Regions from separate parts of the Homo sapiens genome. Here region 1 is linked to region 2. Evidence: read pairs that join two places in POLR2A ChIA-PET (ENCODE). Cell type or tissue: CD4-positive, alpha-beta T cell. All regions are shown on one strand. Each heading gives the region's core, and the rest is flanking DNA. Links, peaks and the distances in the headings are about the cores only.

Region 1 (4,000 bases), core at 1-4,000, 92 kb after region 2:
TATCTGGCCCTGTATCCAGAGGCGTCAGCCCCAGTAGCAGCTTTCATGGACTTTGGGGTTTTCGGTATTTCATATTTTTGAGCCTCACAGACTCACAGCCAGCCCCAGAGGCTGACTTATATTTGAGAAAGTTCTCAGTGGCACCTTGCCTTGGCTGAGCGCCCTCGTGTTTTGAAGTTTCTATGGGATTCTACAAGTTGGTGCTCCTGATGAAGACCAGGACCTATGTGTGGCTGCTCCCCTGCTTGGTGGTTTCCCTGGGGAAGGTGCAGGAGAGGATCTTCTGAGTTCCATGGAACTGGAGATAGATCTGCCAATCACAGGCTTCCTTCTCCACCACTCCTCAGCCGCTCTATTCATGTTTCAGATTTTGGACTTAAACTCTCCCAGGTGCAAAGAACAAACAAAAGGCTAGCTTATTTTTCTTTTAGAGTGAGGCTTCGTATTTATTACAATATAATTGCCACATTCTTTGTGTAATTCTCACATTTATATCTTAAATATAATTCTCATGAATGAGAATTATATAATTCTCTTTTTGTATATCATTGAATATTTTCACTTAATTTTTAATTTTTTTAATCGTCACAAAATAATTGTGTACATAGACACAAAATAATTGGGTACATAGTGATGTTGTGATATATACAATGTATAGTAATCGGATCAGGTAAATCAGCATATTCATCATCTCAAACATTTATCGTTTCTTTGTATTAGGAACATTCGACATCTTCCTTCTAGCTATTTGAAACTATATATTATTGTTGACTACAGTCATCCTGCAATGGTGTAGAACACTAGAACTTATTCTTCCTACCTAGCTGTAATTTTGTCTCCTTTAACAAATCTCTCCCTATCTTCCACTCCCCCGACCTTTCCAGCCTCTATTAGCCTCTGTCCTACTTTCTACTTATAATGATGACAGCAGCATTTGTTAGTTTCCACATGTGAGTGAGAACATGTGGCTTTTTAACTTTTAGAATGTGGTATTCAGGCACTTCATGGTACAGTTGGTAAAAGTGAAAATGTGTCCAAAAGTTTGTGATTATCTATATAAACAAAAATGGTATAAATACAAATATCAATTTTGCATTGAAGAACTTACCTTAGAGGTATATTCTCACAAGTGCACAGAGCATTTAAGCATTTGTTCACTGCAGCATTGTTATCAGTATTTTAAAACTATGGTACATCCATGTACTTCCACATACAGCTCTTAAAAATAAGGAGGATATGAATGAACTAGTATGAAAAGAAGTCCAAATACATGTGAAAGTGAGAATAGCATGGTTCTGGATGGTATGCAAAGTATGATCTCGTTCTTTTAAAAGAAAATAAATTACATACACATACATATTTTCTATATGCTTGCCCATAACGTTTAGGAAAATTCTTGGGTGATATTTATTAACCTGGACTTCCTCTTGGAAGACTGATGGTAGAAGGAAGGGGACGAGTTAGGGAAGAGGAGGAGAAGGAAAACTTTGCTTTTCATCTTCTACCTTTTAGCATTATTTGAATTTATTTTCCTTAAGCGTTTACTTTGTTTCGTAAACAAAAAAGCACAAAAACAAAAAACGAGTTAAATGGGAAAAAAAGCAGTTTAGCTCTTTATAGCCTCTCATTTGGCTTCGCCAGCCTCTCACTGCAGCCTCAGAGAGCTGGTCTGGGAAACACTGGTAGATGAGGACTGTAATCCTCACTCATGGAAGAGGATCTCATTCACTGGGTTTGCTGACTGTGACTAGAAGTGATTAGGGTGTCAAAAAACCCAAGCATGTTAAAAATTTCCAGAGGCCAAAAAGATGCTTTCATTGTTCTGCTCTTCTTTTCCTTGTCGCTTTCACTTTGGGTAGCTTCTAAATTGGTATTTTGCATGGTGCATTTAAAGAAAATGAGACCCCTTTGGCCAATGCAGGAGTCTACACTCTGATATTCTAGAGTCAAAGCTGAATGCTGACACCTAGGAATTCATCTCTAGAATGTTTATATAAGGAATAGCCCCTCAGTATTCCGATCTCGTATCTTAGTAACGAAACTAACAAAAGCCTGATTCTCCTCTGGTAGTTTTCTTGTCTTTACCATAATACAAAATAAGTAATTTGTTCTGCACCCTGACTGTTCAAAGGATAGGGTAGCTGGGGGCGGGGACAAGAATGGAGACCTTATTACATAAGACTTCCTGAAAAAGGAAACTCTGTTTTTGTTTGAAATGATTTGGTCTGAAATTTAGTTTGTGTACACTTACCAAAGGGATTCCTATTTCTAAAACACTCATACTGCTTTTGATTCCTGTTAACCTTTGAGCACTCTACGTAATGATGAGAGCACTTAAAGAGTCATGTCACTTTTAGTAAAGAATCAAAGGATACTTTTTCTACTTCTTCGAGTTTGATCTCTGCTTCTCCAGTTAAAACCAGTATTTGTTTTTTTCATTTCTAAAGTTGGAAGAAATGACAGTTAGTTATGGCATAAGGATGTACATTTAACCAAATAGGAGTTGACATTCTTGGTAAGAAATCTTACCAAGATTATGTTATAGATTATAAGAAATCTTAACAAGAATATGTTCCTAAATCATCCTCTTTTCCCATAAAATATTAAAGTATCAGCAATTTCATAGGATTCAACCTAATGTATGCGAAATGCTAGATAAACAGATAAATACTTAATATCTGGCTTTTTTTCAAAGCACTGGGTTATTTGTTCCTTGAGATTTATCCTAAATGTGGGCTATACCCTGGTTTACAGTGTCTCACAGATGTGTAGTAGTAGACACTCCATAAGTGTTTACTGACTTGAATCCACAGGGTACTGAGAAAATGCTACTGATAGACTTGGAGGAGAGCATATCTAAAGCAAGCTACCCTTTCCTTTAGGGCACGTCTCACTAATTCTTTGGGTAAAGCGTATTTTTCTTCCTTTTGTGTTTTTGGCAGTCTTTCCAAAAATACGTGTTATACCTATGCATTATTTTTTGGTTTGGTTTCTAAAGAAAGAGTCAGCCGGTGGGAAAGTGAAGGATGTGGGAACTGAGAGATCTGCATCAGCATCCCACCTCTACCTCCCACGATGGGACCTGAGACAGTTATTTTTGCCTCCTGGACCACTATAGTATCATCTGTAACAGGAGGGACTTGAGCCAGTTGATCTCTAAGGTTCCTCTGGCACCTGTGACCCTAAATAGATATTGGATATTGGTTTAATGCTATTTGTAGTGTGTTTTTTTGGGGATATGGAAACCAGAAGTTTGTTTCCATAAACATAAACATAAACTGTATATATCTAAAGGATATGGAAACCTTTAGATATATATAATCTGCTTACGTAAAGAAGGTTTGTATATATTGCAGTGTCAATGGGAATATTTTATCAAGTTAAGCATAGTAAATCACATTGATTAAATGCTTTGTATTTACCAAACATTACCCAAAGTGTTTTCTCCTTTCAACCTCACAAGGACCCACAGAAGAAAATACAGTTATCATTTCCAACCTGCAGGGAGCTGAGACACAGAGAATTTAAGCAACTGACCGGAAGTCCAACAGGGAGTCAGAGATTGCTCTGGGGTGTGATCCCCACTTGGACCCTAGAGTGGAAGCTTCTCCACTACTTTATAGAGTTGAGATTCTATATTTTGAGCTTGTATTTACCCAGAGAATTATATCCTCTTGGGCAATTGTGTATAATAAAACCTCATGCATTTAGGAGAGGCGGGATGACAGAACTTTGTTGAGTGAATTATAATCTACTTGAGAAATTATTTGCTTACATTTTATAAGCTAATTATACCATATCTCATCCAGTTTTCCCAGAACACTTCTCATAGGTAATGCTTTATTTGAAACATAGGCCATAGGTAAGTTAAGTGTAAATGTGTATTTTTATAATTTAACCAGAAGTTTATTTCATTTTTCTAAATAAGTGAAATTGTATTGCATCTTCTAAATTATTCTATTTAAACACTTGATGTCTTGCTGTCTCCGTCTCTGTGTGT
Region 2 (17,898 bases), core at 7,250-11,249:
TCCAAATGCCTTGCTTTCAATATTGAAGTCCAGCTTCTGAACACCCTACCAGGTGGCAAGGCTCCAAGAACCATTTTTTTAAGTGGTTCCATACTGCTTGGCATCATTTAGCCAATATGCTCAGGGTCTACACTCCATCTACCACTGGGATCCCATCACCACCTGCCTACCCCACTTCCACTCCCACAGCTGACAACTTTCCCTGAACAAGATTGAGATTGTTGTGCTCTTGGACACTTGTGCCCAGCCTCCCCTGCCCTGACAGCATCCTTGCCCTGTGGGTTCCTCCAGCCTCCATTTTCTTACCCCAGTGGGGAGACTAAGCACCACCTATGACTATCTCTTTACTTCATTACGTGGCTGGAGATGGAGTTTCTTCTGTAAATGGCATCTGACCTATCTCAAGATAGAGGAGCCCAAAGGAGTGATCCGAGTGAGTGAAGTGAATTAGTGACAACTTCATGCAAAAAAGTTTGAGACACGTCATGGAGATGAATTAGGGAAGAGGTAGAGGAGGACCTCCAAATAGAGGAAATGAGGTAACACTTGCAGGGACTGGGCAACCACCAGCTCAACAAGGGAGGGGACAGAGGTCAGCCTGTGGCAAGGAGCTCCCAGCCCCTCCCTCTCTGGGAAGAAGCAGTGGAAGCACCTTTCCTCCAGTTCTGCTCTGGACTCCCAGCAACAAACCGTCATGATCTGGGAACTTTGCACAGCCAAGGATGAAATGTCAGCCCTCAAACCTATGTCAGAGCTGCTGTGAAAATTGGAAATAAGAAACTTATGATAGGAAATTCATTTGCATGTACTATTTTACTTTTAACCCAGAATGATAGCTTTAGGCTTAAGCCATCCTATATCATCTGTATGAATTATTTCTTAATTTTCACTGAATGTTCAAAAGTAGAGTCATGTTTAATCATATAAGCACAGAGATGCATATACACACATATTCATACCTGCATGGGGCAGGGGAGTGTGTGTGTGTGTGTGTGTGCATAAACACAAGTTGCTGGGAGGAGATGAAATGAATAATGCCATACACTCACAACTTAAAAAAAATTGGGAGTAGTAGTATTTTGTTTCTCAGTTATTAATTCCAGTTAATGTAGTGATTAGAAAAGGAATCCACAAACATTTACTGGAATCTAAGTTCAGCCAAGCATAATGAGACTGGCTCATGTTATTTTTAATAGGCTTTTCATAGCTCATCCCTTAAATATAGAGAAACAAAGAGGTAAGAGAAATCAAGTCTATTCAAAGGCACATTCCATCCATGATACCAAGATTACAGCAGTTCTCTCATGGCTATAAAGCTTTGTTCCTGTCTCTTTAGCCAATTCAATAAGTAAGCTCACAAATGGGATAAAATAGATTAAGGAAGCCCTAAATGTAAGTGTCAAAGATAAACAGAAAACATAGTATACTCTTTCTTGCTCTTTTTGCACTGTTGTGTGACTTGAAACATTTTCCCTAGTTAGTTAGGAGACTTGGAATACTTCCAATCTGCCCCTACTCCTTGCCGCTTATAAATTCTTAACTTCCTATTGATACCAAAGATATCACAAGAAAACAAATCAATATATCATATTAATATAGATATAAAAACCTTCAACAAAATACTAGCAAGCCAAATCCAGTAACATATAACACAAACTGTATACCATGTGTATGCATACCAAGTGGAACTTATTCCAGGAATTCAAGGTTGGTTTAATATCTGAAAATTAATTAATGTAAAATAACATATCAACAGAATAAATGATAAAACCATATGATCCTCTAAATTAATGCAGAAAAGACATTTGACAAAAATCTAACCCCCTTCATGATAAAAACACTCAAAAAGCTATGAAAAAAATGGAAATTTCCTGAGCCTAATAAAAGACATCTATGAAACATCCACAGCTAATTTAATAGAAAATGACTTATTGTTTTCCCCTAAGATCAGGAATAAGACAAAGATATTCATTCTCACTGCTTCTATTCCACATTGTACTGGAAGTTCCAGCCAGAGAAATTAGTCAGGCAAAGGAAATAAAAGGCTTTTCGACTGGAAAAGAAGAAGTAGAACTATATTTATTTCCAGATGACATGATCTTATATATAGAATATGCTACAGAGCACACTAAAAAAATAGAATTAATAAATGTGTTCAGCAAGGTTGTAGGATATGACACCAATATGCAAAAATCAGTTGCAAATCTATACATGAGCAATAAACAATTTGAACGTTGTTTTAAAAATTTCATTTACAATACCATTCAAAAGAATAAAATACATAGAAATAAAGTTAACAAAGAAGAACCAATATTTCCATGCTGAAAAATCACAAAACCTTAATTTAAAAAAAGAGACATCAATAAATAGGAAGACATACTATGTTCATGGATTGAGAGATTTAATACCATTAAAATGAAAATACTCCCCAAGATGATCTATAGACTCAATCCCTATCAAAATTTCATCAATCTTTTTTGTAGAAAATGAACAGTCAATCCTGAAACCCACATGAAATTACAAGGGACCTTGAATAGCCAACCAACCTGAAGAGAAAGAACAGAGTTGAAATGCTCACACTTTTCATTTTCTTTTTTTGTTGTTGTTCTTTTTTTTCTTTTTTTTTTTTTAGACAGAGTTTCACTCTTGTTGCCCAGGCTGGAGTGCAATGGTGCAATCTCAGCTCACTGCAACCTCTGCCTCCCAGGTTCAAGCTATTCTCCTGCCTCAGCTTCCCAAGTAGCTGGGATTACAGGTGCCTGCCACCACACCCAGCTAATTTTTTGTATTTTTTAGTAGAGATGGGGTTTCACTATGATGGCCAGGCTGGTCTCGAACTCTTGACCTCAGGTAATCCACCCACCTCAGCCTCCCCAAGTGCTGGGATTACAGGCCTGAGCCACCGTGCCCAGCCCAAATTTTCATTTTCAAAGCTGTGATACCGGCATGCGATACTGGCATAAGGATAGTCAAATAAATCAATGAACTAGAACTGAGATCCCAGAAATAAAACCATTCATAGTCAATTGGTTGTACAATGCAGTGCCAACATTATTCATTTGGTAAAGAAGAGTCTCTTCAATAAATGGTGCTGGGACAACTGGATATTCATACATAAAAGAATAAAATTGGACACTTACCTCATAAAATATACAAATATTAACTCAAAATGGATCAACAACCTAAATGTAAGAATTAAAACAATAAAACTCTTAGAAGAAAACATGTGAGTGGCTCTTCAGGGCCTTGGATTTGGCAAAGGTTTCTTAGACATGACACCAAAAGCACAGGTGACATAAATAAATCGATACATTGGAGTTAGTCAAAATAAAAAACTTTGTCCATCAAAAGACATAATCAAGAGAGTGAGAAAACAACTCAGAGAATGGAAGAAGATATTTCCAAATCATACACCTGACATGGGTCTAACACCCAGAATATATAAAAAGCTTTTAAAACTCAATAAAGAAAAGCAAACCAATTTTTAAATGTGCAAAGGACTTGAATGGACATTCTTCCAAAGACAATATACAAATGGCCAACGAGCACATGAAAAGATGCTCAACATGATTAGTCATTAAGTAAATTCAAATCAAAACAACGAGATATCACTTCATACCCACTAGAATAATCAAAATTTTAAAAATGGAAAATAACATGCGTGGGTGAGGATATGGAGAAAATGGAACCCTTACATGCTGTTGGCAGGAATGTCAAATGGTATAGCTGCTGTGGAAAATAATTGACTGTTCATCAACAATTTAAACATAGAATTACCATATGACCTAGCAATTCCACTCCTAAGTGTATACCCATAAGAATTCAAAATAGATGTGTAAGCAAAAACATATACACAAATGTTCATAGTGGCAACAACCCAAATGTCTATCAACAGGTAAATAGATAAAATGCGGTGTATTCAGTCAATGGAATATTATTCAACTATAAAATAAATGATGCATGATTACAACATGCTACAAAACCATTATGCTAAGTGAATGAACCAAGACACAAAAGGTCACATATTTTATTATTCCATTTATATTAAATATCCAGAATAGACAAATTCATAGAGACGAAAAGCAGATTTGTGGCTGCTAGGAGTTGGGGATGAGATTAATGGGATACAGATTTTCACTTGGGATCATACAAATTCTGAAACTAGATGATGGCAATGGTTGCAAAATATTTTGAATAAAATAATGTCACTGACTTTTAAAAAATGATTTAAATGGTACTTTTGTTTGTTTGTTTGTTTGTTTGTTTGTTTGTTTTTGAGATGGAGTCTCGCTCTGTAGCCCGGGCTGGAGTGCAATGGCATGATCTCGGCTCGCTCTGCCTTCTGGGTTCAAGTGATTCTCCTGCCTCAGCCTCCCTAGTAGCTGGAATTACAGGTGCCCACCTCCACGCCCGGCTAATTTTTGTATTTTTAGTAGAGACAGGGTTTTGCCATGTTGGCCAGGCTGGTCTCGAACTTCTGACCTCAGGTGATCCACCCACCTCAGCCTCCCAAAGTGCTAGGATTATAGGCGTGAGCCACTGCCTTTTATGTTATGTGTATGTTACCATAATTTTTAAGTATGATTTTTAAAATTGTAAAATTTTTTAAAAGCATAAAGTGAATCATACTTTAATCTTCTTAATATGAAGATGCTCACACATGCCTGAAAATTGCATTTTATAACAAACATTTTTGAACTCAAAGTAGTGTTATTGCTGTTTTACAGAAGAAAAAAGACACCATTACAGTGTCTTATTCAGGACCTAAGTCTGCACCTGACACTTAGTAGAAACTTAAAAGATGAACGAATGAAGGAAAAAACAAACTGAGATTCAGAAAGCTTAATTTGCTTTCCCACTCTTATGTAGCTGGTAGGTAGTTGGGCCAACATGTAAGCCAGTCCCTCAATTTCTGCCTGTCTCATTCATTCCACTATATCATGCTATCTGCCATAAATACATTCCCTGCATGATTTTGTCTGTACTTCAAGGAACTGTTAATAATTTAGAAAAACAAGTAATGCACATTCATCATTCTTCATTAGTTTAAGCACCACAAAACAAAGCAAAACAAAATCTAGAAAAAAGGTCAGGGTTTCCCCGAAGCTAAAAGGCAAGATTTTCCTAAATGTTGTTTTGATAAATTAACAAGCAGAGAATTTCCTCAACACTTAAGCATGAGCATGATCCTACACCACCTATTGTCAGGGTCCTGTGACATCCTGGGGCTCAGCAGTAATGCTCCAGGGCATGAAATGGCCTCTCATGTCTTTCCGTAATCCCATACAAAACAGCAGAAATCGCTAGAATAAGGGGCTTAGATGCTTGTCACTTTGGCTCATGCATCAAGGCATCTCACGTTAGCTAGGGACTACTTCCACAGGGACCCAAACATCTCCTTAAAAGTAAAAAGATGTTATTTGTCAAAAGATTTGTTTACTTGATACAAAATATGAATATATTTATGGCTACTTGGATTTAAAATCATGTTTAAGCTGGATATTGAATCACAAGTGTGCCCATTTACATATAAATATTTGGCATTAAATATTTAGATAAGTGAAGAAATAATTCAGGATCCAACACCAAGGAGACAATAGAATATTGTGACAGAGCTCAGGATCTGAAGTCCAACAGCCTGGATGAGAATCCCAGCACCAGTGCCTCCTAACCACACACTCTTGAGCAAGACCCTTCACTTCCACGTGCTTCATTCATTTTCTTTATCTGTCAAGTGAGTTCATGACAATACATATCTCAGAGTGTTACTATGAGAATTAAAATACAGAGCACGTGTAAAGCATTTAGCATAGTGCCTGCAAATAGTAATCTCTCAAAAAACGTAAGCTGATGCACTCCTTTACAAACAAAGAGTATCTCTCTAAAACTCAGATTTCTAGGCACAGTCTCATCAGTGTCAAAGCAATCAAAAAAACAAACAAAAAAGAGGTAGCATTCCAAGGTCCAAGGCTCTCAAAAGAAAGTGTGCTCAGAGGTTTGGATAATGCTCAAACACGTAGCTTGGGTTTGAATTCTCAAAGAAAGTGCTTAAGATGAAAAGGACATATAATCAAGGTCAAAAATATGAGCAGATGCTTGATGATTAGAATGACACTTGTGGAACTAATACAGCGAAGATGGCTCCTCAGGCTGTGTTCCGAGCCAGAAAGGTGCAGACTGGAGTGGCCCAGTGCTGGTGATGGAAAGTGTGGGGAATCCCTGATAAAAGCAAAATGAAGCCCAGGATGAGTGGGGAGGTAAGAGTTTCAGGCTGTGCTGATTCATCTCAAGCCCAGTAAAATTACATCCCAGGCAACAGAGAAAATTTACTAAGCTGACTTTTAATTGCTGTCAATATGGTGCAGAGGCTTTAGATGCAGAGGGGCCCTGAGATCAAATTTCTGTTCTGCCGTCCTCTGTTTCACTTCAGAAAGAATCAAATTTGGGCTGATTTTCTTATCTCTTATCTTCTTAGCTCTGTACATCCCATCTGATTCATTTATATGATGAGAATGGTAGTATTAGGTTGAAAAGTTTACAATAGCCAATACTGAATTATTTTTACCTCCATAATTAGCAATTTAATATGGTTTAACCTAATGGCTAATTTGCATACATGGTAAGGAGAGTAATGTTAGATAACATATAGGTTTACTCCAGTTAGCTTGAAATATATCTGTTCTCTCATTCACCTATATTGGAAGATTTGACAGAAAATTAGAATTAGGAAAATACCAGAAAATGGCCTGATTTTATACAAAGAGGATATTCATAGTTTAAAAATTAGAGTACTCTAAATAAACTCTAAACTCAAATTCCTTAATAATAATGATAATGTCAGGAATGTCATAATGCCCATAGCACTTTTTCTATCATTGTCTTATTTTGATTCTTATAACAATCTTAGGAGCTATACAGCTAATACTGGTCCCCTTGCCACACTTCCAGAAAGCAAGGGACTTACTGGTCCAAGGACAATACATAAATGGCAGACACAAAGCTCCTAGCAAAGTCTGTGATTCCACAATCAGCGCTCTTTCCACTGTACCATACTGTCTTCTATATTTACAAGCAAAAATTCCCAGAACTAGGTCTTCAGATCTAAGCAAAGCGAGCACTTGGCTGCTAGGTTCCATGTCCCCGGTGTCCTTGGTAGAGGGAGCTCTGAGTTACTCGGAAACTGAGGGAGGGGCAGCGATTCTCATTATTTGCTTAAGTGGGTGGTAAGTACCAAATATTTTCTGTTTGGAACTAAGGTTTCCAACTCCTGGGGATTCTTACAAAACAGCTAAGTTATCTGAGCTGCTGTGAATACAGAGGAACTCCTTGCGTCATTATCTAGTGGAGGGAATCAGGATTTGGGTTTCAAGTTGGCAGTTCTTAGAATCAGTTTCCTATTTTCAGCTAAACGTCACCTTCCTCATTTTGTCCTTTCTGTCATAGATTGTAATACTTCCTGACATGCTCCTTTTTAAAATGGGAAGAAAATCCATGTATTTAAAAATTCCACTTATTTAACTACATAAGCACTGAACACTATTGTGCAAAGATAATTGTGGTTTAACTGCCACAGTTAGTATCAAAATCAACATATATTTCCTGTCTTGCTGTTTTTCTGCATTAATCTCATTACAGTTCAAATCCAGGAGAATATCTATCCTGAAGCATAGCACATGTGCCCGTGTTCTCCTACTGAATGTGACTGTCATGTAGGCAGCTGGTGTTCTGGAGGAACTTTCCAAACACCTCCAACTTCTGTGGAGAGCTCGGCGTTCTCCATCCCGCTCCCCCTTTAGTGAATGAGAAGCATGTCAGCCTGCACAAGAGCCAATACAACAATTCTTTTTGGCAGTAGCTAATTGTTAATGACTTCTTCAATGTATTCATTTCAAAGACAAAAGTAATAATAGATTACACACAAAAGTCTCCTTAAAAATCCCATCTTGTCCACACCCAATCTCATCTCTAGCAAAAACCCAGAATTTTATTTTAATTTGTGTTTGTAGTTATAGGAAACTTCATCTTTATCTTGTTAGATTATTTTAAAATTTTAACTAAATTTGTCTTTTTAAATGAGAAAAGCAAAACAAACCCCTTCCAGTTAGAAGTGTTCCTCTTTTCTCTCAATCTTCAGCAGTATTTTAAGGCTTAAAGGAAGCAAGTCTCGTCCTAAAATGTAAATATAGACCTCCCATTGGCTCCAGACATGGCTTTGCTTTGTGGCTGAATTTTGCAAACGATCCAAAGCAGAGTGGTCATTCTGCATTACTGAAGTGCTCAAAATGCTCTGCCAAACATTCAATTGTTCACATTCATCATCAAGACAGGGCTGATCATGAAGGAAGGATACTCCATTTTCTTCATTCCAGGATGCCATTGATTGTAAAACTATCATAGATGTAATAATATTTGTAAACATTCATGTTGGGGAAATACTACAGACTAATTTCTCACGTGTTAACCTTTCTGATATTGGAAGGCATTGCATGATCAAAACATACATATTAATCACATACAGATCATGCTCTGCATTCCAATATTTGGTGTGTAAACATATAAGAAAACATGCACCTAGCTTTGGGAAAACTCAGTGTTTGTGTTTACTTTTTCCTCACTTGTTTATTTAGTGATCCCCCATCTTCATCTTCAGTCTATGTTATTGATTAATTGGAAACATTAAATTCTTTCCTTCTGGTGAAATTTTCAAAGGTAAGTTAGAATTCTAAAACATGGACTAGGCATCCCTGAACTGGAACTTGGTGATGGGGGTGATGGGAAAGAGGAAGGGTGCAGGAATGATCAAACTATTTAAGGAAATTTTGTTAGGAACACCAATTTCATCCAGGGTGGAAAAATTACAATATGTAGTCTGAGAGGAGTTGGTATTGATTTTGTTTGGTTTTGGCTTTATGAGGCTTAAGAATCAAAAATCATCTCTAGAGATTTTATTTTTTACATAAGAGAGGCTTAATGAAGATATTCTTGGAAAAATTTAATCATCCAGAGATCAGCTGGGTGCAAAAATGGTAATATGTATAGAAAACTGAGAGGTCAATATTTAGACCCTAGCCTATAAAGGACCCAGGATGGAAAGAAACAAATTACCTTGCTTTGGAGAACTATCCAGAGGCAAGGGAAAGAAAGATCATTGGTTAATTTAGGCAAGGCTCTATTCTTGCCAGGGCTTGTTATTTCTTGCCAGGGCTAGTCTGTTAATTTTATAATGTGTTTCCCTGTCTCCAAACCATTTTTAATGCATCTTTTTAGGGAAACCCCATTACGAGTGGATGATTGGGTATTTTGAAGACCAGGCTGCTCATCAGAGCTCAAACACAGCTCTCCTCCATTAAATAAATAAGATATCTAATAGGATGACATGTGCCTCTGACCATGACATGTCACGGAAGAGAAGAATTCAGGAATCAAATTTACCTAGAAGCTAGTCATGGCATAAAATAACTAAACCTGCAATTATAGTAACCCACCACCAGCTGGCAGTAGTGTTAAATCATGTTCTGACAGTGGTTTTTACAAATCGAGTTCCCATTTAATGTGGAATTCATGCATGAAGCGAACAATAGAGATTGCAATTCAGCAATTCAAATCTCTATAGCTTTAAAAAATTCCCCAAAATATTTTTCTAGATAATAAATAATAATCCATGCTCTTTATAAGCATTTGAAAAAAAAATCTTAAAATCACCTGTAATACTACCTCCCAGAATTGTCATGTGTTCTTTTACTGTCTTTTTTCCTTATATAAGTACTTTTCTTAATTGGGATATACATGTGTGTGCATACATACAAGACAACACAAATACATATATACATACACATATATAGTCTTCATTTTATCCACACACTTAACATAGTACTTAGCACATAGCAAGTTAATATAAACATTGGTTAAAAAATTAATACTTGAATACATTCTAGATTTAAAAAAAAACAGAGTTTTAAAAAGGGAAAAATCTGCTCAAGAGTTACAAAATAGGCAACAAACTTTTTTTGCCCCTTTTGACGTCAGACCTGGGCTATTTTTCTATAGATCGTTACCTTCATTTTGTCTTTTAAGAAGAAGTGAACTCAAAAAAAAAAAATGTAGTTATGGGTTTGGGAGGGTAGTCATAGATGTTTGAACCTAAGAATTGAGTACCACATTTTCCCTACATGAAAAACAACTGCTCACTTTATTAAATGGCAAAGCAACAATTGCAACACTGCAGTAATAACAGATAGACTAGAGAATGTGGCATAGAGCGTGAGTCCTAAACTGGGCTTTCTCTTCCCTCCTGCATAAACTCAGGAAGACTGCATAGTTGAGAAACTTCTTAGTGGTTGGAGTTCCAGCCCTAAGGCCCAAGCTTCCACAGGCCAGACTGTGTTTCCCAGTATAGGAGGAGGTAGAAGATCAAGGCTGAGACTTCCAGCTTCTCCTTATAGCAAATCAGATTCTGGGGAACAGATATCTGATTTCTGTCTTCCATCGTACTCCCTCTGCCTGGTGAGGGGCACTGCCCTAATCTGGCTTGTCCATTTACTTAAGCATTTCTCTTCTGTCCAGTAGCAAAGGTCTGAAGTGTTCTTGTTTTGTTTTCATATATTTACTATAATAGTTTTCATTTTTTCTTATGTTGGCCCTGTCAATCAGATCTTCTAAAAATATTTTTCCAGCTATTTATTTGTTAATATTTAAGAAAGTTCCTCATGTCTGTCCAATTTGCTAAAATCTCTTATTGGTTTGAATAGTTTTTGCACCTAATGTTATCCTATTTTCTTTTTTTGTAATTATTATTATACTTTAAGTTCTAGGGTACACGTGCACAATGTGCAGGTTTGTTACATATGTATACATGTGCCATGATGGTGTGCTGCACCCATTAACTCATCATTTAATTAGGTATATCTCCTAATGCTATCCCTTCCCCATCCCCCACCCCACGACAGACCTCAGTGTGTGATGTTCCCCTTCCCGTGTCCAAGTGTTCTCACTGTTCAATTCCCACCTATGAGTGAGAACATGCAGTGTTTGGTTTTCTGTCCTTGCGATAGTTTGCCGAGAATGATGGTTTCCAGCTTCATCCATGTCCCTACAAAGGACAGGAACTCATCCTTTTTTACGGCTGAATAGTATTCCATGGTGTATATGTGCCACATTTTCTTAATCTAGTCTATCATTGATGGACATTTGGGTTGGTTCCAAGTCTTTGCTAGTGTGAATACTGCCACAATAAACATACGTGTGCATGTGTCTTTATAGCAGCATGATTGATAATCCTTTGGGTATATACCCAGTAATGGGATGGCTGGGTCAAATGGTATTTCTAGTTCTAGATCCTTGAGGAATTGCCACACTGTCTTCCACAATGGTTGAACTAGTTTACAGTCCCACCAACAGTGTAATAGTGTTCCTATTTCTCCACATCCTCTCCAGCACCTGTTGTTTCCTGACTTTTTAATGATTGCCATTCTAACTGGTGTGAGATGGTATCTTATTGTGGTTTTGATTTGCATTTCTCTGATGGCCAGTGATGATGAGCATTTTTTCATGTGTCTTTTGGCTGCATGAATATCTTCTTTTGAGAAGTGTCTGTTCATATCCTTCACCCATTTTTTGATGGGGTTGTTTGATTTTTTTCTTGTAAATTTGTTTAAGTTCTTTGTAGATTTCTGGATATTAGTCCTTTGTCAGATGGGTAGATTGCAAAAATTTTCTCCCATTTTGTAGGTTGCCTGTTCACTCTGATGGTAGTTTCTTTTGCTGTGCAGAAGCTCTTTAGTTTAATTAGATCCCATTTGTCAATTTTGTCTTTTGTTGCCATTGCTTTTGGTGTTTTAGACATGAAGTCCTTGCCCATGCTTATGTCCTGAATGGTATTGCCTAGGTTTTCTTCCAGGGTTTTTATGGTTTTAGGTCTAACATTTAAGTCTTTAATCCATCTTGAATTAATTTTTGTATAAGGTGTAAGGAAGGGATCCAGTTTCAGCTTTCTACATATGGCTAGCCAGTTTTCCCAGCACCATTTATTAAATAGGGAATCCTTTCCCCATTGCTTGTTTTTCTCAGGTTTGTCAAAGATCAGATGTTTGTAGATGTGTGGTATTATTTCTGAAGGCTCTGTTCTGTTCCATTGGTCTGTGTCTCTGTTTTGGTACCAGTACCATGCCGTTTTGGTTACTGTAGCCTTGTAGTATAGTTTGAAGTCAGGTAGCATGATGCCTCCAGCTTTGTTCTTTTTGCTTAGGATTGTCTTGGCTATGCAGGCTCTTTTTTGGTTCCATATGAACTTTAAAGTAGTTTTTTCCAATTCTGTGAAGAAAGTCATTGGTAGCTTGATGGGGATGGCATTGAATCTATAAATTACCTTGGGCAGTATGGCCACTTTCAAGATATTGATTCTTCCTATCCATGAGCATGGAATGTTCTTCAATTTGTTTGTGTCCTCTTTTATTTCGTTGAGCAGTTTGTAGTTTCCTTGAAGAGGTCCTTCACATCCCTTGTAAGTTGGATTCCTAGGTATTTTATTCCCTTTGAAGCAATTGTGAATGGGAGTTCACTCATGATCTGGCTCCCTGTTTGTCTGTTATTGGTGTATAGGAATGCTTGTGATTTTTGCACATTGGTTTTGTATCCTGAGACTTTGCTGAAGTTGCTTATCAGCTTAAGGAGATTTTGGGCTGAGACAATGGGGTTTTCTAAATATACAATCATGTCATCTGCAAACAGGGACAATTTGACTTAATCTTTTCCTAATTGAATACCCTTTATTTCTTTCTCCTGCCTGGCTGCCCTGGCCAGAACTTCCAACACTATGTTGAATAGGAGTGGTGAGAGAGGGCATCCCTGTCGTGTGCCAGTTTTCAAAGGGAATGCTTCCAGTTTTTGCCCATTCAGTATGATATTGGCTGTGGGTTTGTCATAAATAGCTCTTATTATTTTGAGACACGTCCCATCAATACCTAATTTATTGAGAGTTTTTAGCATGAAAGTTGTTGAATTTTGTCAAAGGCCTTTTCTGCATCTATTGAGATAATCATGTGGTTTTGTTTTTGGCTCTGTTTATATGATGGATTACATTTATTGATTTGCATATGTTGAACCAGCCTTGCATCCCAGGGATGAAGCCCATTTGATTATGGTGGATAAGCTTTTTGATGTGCTGCTGGATTTGGTTTGCCAGTATTTTACTGAGGATTTTCACATCAATGTTCATCAGGGATATTGGTCTAAAATTCTCTTTTTTTGTTGTGTCTCTGCCAGGCTTTGGTATCAGGATGATGCTGGCCTCACAAAATGAGTTAGGGAGGATTCCCTCTTTTTCTATTGATTGGAATAGTTTCAGAAAGAATGGTACCAGCTCCTCCTTGTACCTCTGGTAGAATTCGGCTGTGAATCTGGTCCTGGGCCTATTTTCTATACATATGCCATATCATCCACAAATAATACAAATTTTGTCTACTTCCTAATATTTGGATTCCTTATTTCTGATTGCTCTCTTGCTTCATTAGCCACAAGTTCTGGGATAATGTCAAATAATGGGTACATTTGTCTTTTTACTTTGTTAATTAGGCATTTCTAATTGATCACTTTTCACTATGATATTGACTGCTGCATTTATAAATCTATATATTTATAGTTATATAAATACATGTTTATATATGAAGAACCTAAAGGAGAAAACTGCACATTATCCTTTGCATTATGCATAAATAAATATTATATTTACATATTATATAGCATATATATTACATCATATTATGTGTAATGATAATTATACATAATTAAATTATATGATTAAATATATATAAAGCACATTATACTTTATATGTACATACTTTTTCATGTTAAAAACCCTTCCATTCTTTTTTTTATGTTTATAGTGATTTTTTGTAGTTATTTTATTGTTTTTTATTTTAAGTTCTGGAGTACATGTGCAGGATGTGCAGGTTTTTTATGTAGGTAAACCTGTGCCATGGTGGTTTGTTGCACCTATCAACCCATCACCTAGGTATTAAGCCCAGCATTTTCTCTAATGCTCACCTCACCCCCAGACTCCCCTGACAGGCCCCAGTAAGTGTTGTTCCCCTCCCTGTGTCCATGTGTTCTCATTGTTCAGCTCCCACTTATAAGTGAGAACACGCAGTGTTTGGTTTTCTGTTCCTGCATTAGTTGGCTGAAGATAAGGACTTCCAGATTCATCCATGTCTCTGCAATGGACATGATCTTGTTCCTTTTTGTGGCTGCATAGTATTCCATGGTGTATATGTACCACATTTTCTTTATCCAGTTATCATTGATGGGCATTTGGGTAGATTCCACGTCTTTGCTGTTGTAAATAGTGCTGCAATGAACATACGTGTGCATGTATATTTATAATAGAATGATTTATATTCCTTTGGGCATATACCCAGTAATAGGATTGCTGGGTCAAATGGTATTTCCGGTGCTAAATATCTGAGGAATTGCCACACTGTCTTCCACAGCGGTTGAACTAATTTACATTCCCACCAACAGTGTTAAAGCATTCCTATTTCTCCACAACCTTTCCAGCATGTTTTGTTTTTTGTTGTTGTTGTTGTTGTTTGTTTGTTTTCTGAGACGGAGTCTAGCTCTGTTGCCAGGCTGAAGTGCAGTGGTGCGATCTCGGCTCACTAAAACCTCTGCCTCCAGGGTTCCAGCGATTCTCCTGCTTGAGCTTCCCAAGTAGCTGGGATTACGGGTGCCTGCCACCACGCCCAGCTAATTTTTTGTATTTTTAGTAGATATGGAGTTTTGCCATGTTGGTCAGGCTGGTCTCGAACTCCTGACTTCAGGTGATCCGCCCACCTCAGCCTCCCAAAGTGTTGAGATTACAGGTGTGAGCCATCGCCTCCAGCCATCTGTTGTTTCTTGACTTTAAAAAATTGCCATTCTGACTGGCATTAGATGGTATCTCATTGTGTTTTTCATTTGTATTTCTCCAATGATCAGTAAAATCCTTCCATTCTTAATGTACTAAGTTTTAAAAAATAAAATATTAAATGTATATTTACATATAATTTTTTTCACCATATATTTCAGCATCATTTTTTAAATTTATATTTGACCTATCGATATATTACACGATCTTAGAGGATTCCTGGATATTAAGCCATTTTTACATTTCCATGGGGGACCCATCCAGTTGATGTTTATTGTATTAAGCAACTTAAATAGTAGCTGGCTGAACTGATTAAGGTTTTGTACTTATATTTGAAAACTATATTGTTTTACACACGGTTCTTTGTGCTTTTTCATATTTTGTTCTCCTAGTTGTCCTGGTTTTATGATATGACCACAGTTTCCAGCTTCTTCTTTGCTTTGAAATTGATTATGTGGTATTAGAATGAAAAATTACTTCGAAATTTTTTAAAAATGATCTATAATGTATTTTACATTTATAGTCAGATTTTTGGTGGAAATTTTTGGATAAAATTTCTTACTTCTTCCTTGATTATTGACTTATTTGTGATTTCCACTACTTGTTCAGTCAAATTTATTGACACACTATCTTAGAATGTTATCCTCACTACTATATTTCTAAGCATATTAGGAAATGTATGTGTATGATTGCTTTGTAATTTCTAATTTTCTCTGTATTCATTTTATATGTGGTTTCTCATTTATACTTTGTGTTTTTTCTATTCTTTCCTTAATTTAATCTGTCTAAAATGTCAATTTTTTATTTTTAATAAAATCTGTTATTGAATTTATCAATATACTGCTTTCTATTGCTTTTATTTTAAAAGTGTTTTTGCTTTTATACTTTATTTGAACTTTCTCATTTTAACAAACTGGATAACTTAACAAACTATCCCCCAAAACTGATATGATTAAGCAGTAAAAAAATAAGCAGAGTTATCAATGTCTCTAACAATACAGTTAATATTCTCCAGCTACTATTATGTAGAATTTTACCCCAAAGAAACAGAAAATACACATTCTTTAAAGCACATGTAGGACATTCTAAAAATAGACCATACATTAAACCATAAATGAAGTCTCAATAAATTCTGAAGGTAAAGATGTAGATGTTGACTAGTGATCCTCTAGCAAGCTCTGCCATGATTGTGACTATGGCTACCCAAAATCCAGGCACACACTTCTTCCCTACACACACTTTCACCCTCTGCCTAAGTGAAGCAATCCGAAGACCTGTCCAGTTACTACATCGAGCTCCCAGTCAGAATCTTTGAGAAATGTGCATTTTTCTCCTTTAGGTTCTTCATGTCTGCAAGACTAAAAATATGAGGACTGTAGGTTCCAGTTTGTCCAAGAAAGTCTCTGTTAGTGACTGTGTCCCTGCCTCCTGTTTGGTAAATTGGTTTAGGTTTTTCATGTTTTAGTGAAGTACTGCCATTATTAGGAAGTACATCAAAATAAGCCAAGAAGGGATGAGTAGATGAGCATTGATCCTCTCTGAGTGTGTAACTCAGTCAATAGAGAAAGTTCAACTTTAAGTGTGAGTGAAAACCAGTAATGATCTATCCTTTTTGTCCTGAGCTTCAGATGTGTGTATGTGTGTGTACAGCTCTATATAATTCTATCACATGTGTAACTTCATGTAACCACCTCCATAATCAGAATACAGAGCTGTGTCACCACAAAAATTTCTTGAGCTACCCCTTTATATTCACACCCACCCTCCCTCATCTTTTACCTCTGACAATCACTAATCTGCTCTTCTTCACTGTGGTACCTCTCTGTAATTGTCTTCTTTTGTGAATATCATATATTTGTGAACTGCTTTTTTATTTTGCAATAAATCATTTTGACAGAAATTTTTTTTTAAAAAAGGTAAATACTTAATGAAAAATTAAGTAATTTCCAAACCTCAATAAACCCAACAATGACTGTATATTGCACAAAATATATGTTAACATTTGCCAACTACCATGTGAGCTGCAGTGTTACAAGAGACCATCAGAAAAGCTAAAGGCAAAAGTCTGGTGAAGCACCAGCATCAACTTCAAAAATTAGAAATTATTCTAAGGTAAAAAAGGATTTACACATCACTCAGTGAAACGCAACCGTTCATTTGGATCAAATGACTGATTCATTTGAAACTTATTTCACTCATTTTCAACTACAAGATTTTTTGTGTGCATATTAAAAGTAAAGTACTAGTTTTACAATGTGTTGGCTCTATTAATAGGAGAATGTTGCAAATAATAACATTCTTGCAAATGTTATACCAAGCTCATTATATATTTCAAATAGAGAAACATTTAGATTCAAATATAATTCATTTTTCAATCAGTTTGTGGAATCAAAGTAAAATTTCTTGAAATTCCTTCAATCAAAAATTAAATATCTATGATCATTGTGAATTTTACTGTTAAATCCTATTTAAATATTCGACATTAAAGAGAAAACTGTTTTTGAAATAATATTGTTAATAGAAATTTTGATGAAGTGAAATGCTAAAAAAAGATTATTTTTAAATTATGAAGTTTATGAAGCAGAAATATTTTTTGACCTTGTTTTGGAGCATAAGTAATTAATAAATACAGTTCTAACAAGTTATTATATTTTACTATCCAAAAGAGAAACAATGGTTGTGAAATATATATATATATTTCACACACACATATATATACATTTCAATGAATGAATGTATACATATGAATGAATGAATGTGTATATATACACACACAGATGTATATATTTAATATATTTATTGCTATTGTAGCTGAACTACAAATTTTTTATGATAAATCTAATTTTAAATACAAAAGGATAAAAAACTTTCACTACACAGTTTTTTCTCTTTGTTGCCCACTATTATTCAGATTTTGGAAATGTTTGAATGATGGTGTAAATCAACCTATGTGTTCTACAATAGTGTCAACCAGTCTGTAAACAAGTTCTCTAAACATG

What was found. ChIA-PET counts read pairs that join two places held together with the same protein. Peaks named below come from ENCODE experiments on the same cell type or tissue, not always from the same donor. Only the 100,000 strongest peaks of a DNase experiment are listed, where the experiment ranks them.
Region 1: POLR2A ChIA-PET joins it to region 2 with 6 read pairs; 6 of 35 experiments call an interaction of 5 or more read pairs at or near these places.

What each region holds. Positions count from the first base shown.
Region 1 is chr7:50,319,717-50,323,716 of GRCh38, forward strand. The region is part of intron 2 of IKZF1 (IKAROS family zinc finger 1); the gene reads left to right. Among named protein-coding and RNA genes, the nearest start is that of IKZF1, 17 kb to the left of the region's middle. In CD4-positive, alpha-beta T cell, for the core only: no CTCF peak of the experiment used is centred there; a DNase peak (open chromatin) is centred at 2,145; H3K4me3 peaks cover 1,337 bases; H3K27ac peaks cover 3,177 bases.
Region 2 is chr7:50,220,665-50,238,562 of GRCh38, forward strand. No RefSeq gene overlaps it. Among named protein-coding and RNA genes, the nearest start is that of IKZF1, 75 kb to the right of the region's middle. In CD4-positive, alpha-beta T cell, for the core only: a CTCF peak has its summit at 9,488; a DNase peak (open chromatin) is centred at 9,497; H3K4me3 peaks cover 530 bases; H3K27ac peaks cover 117 bases.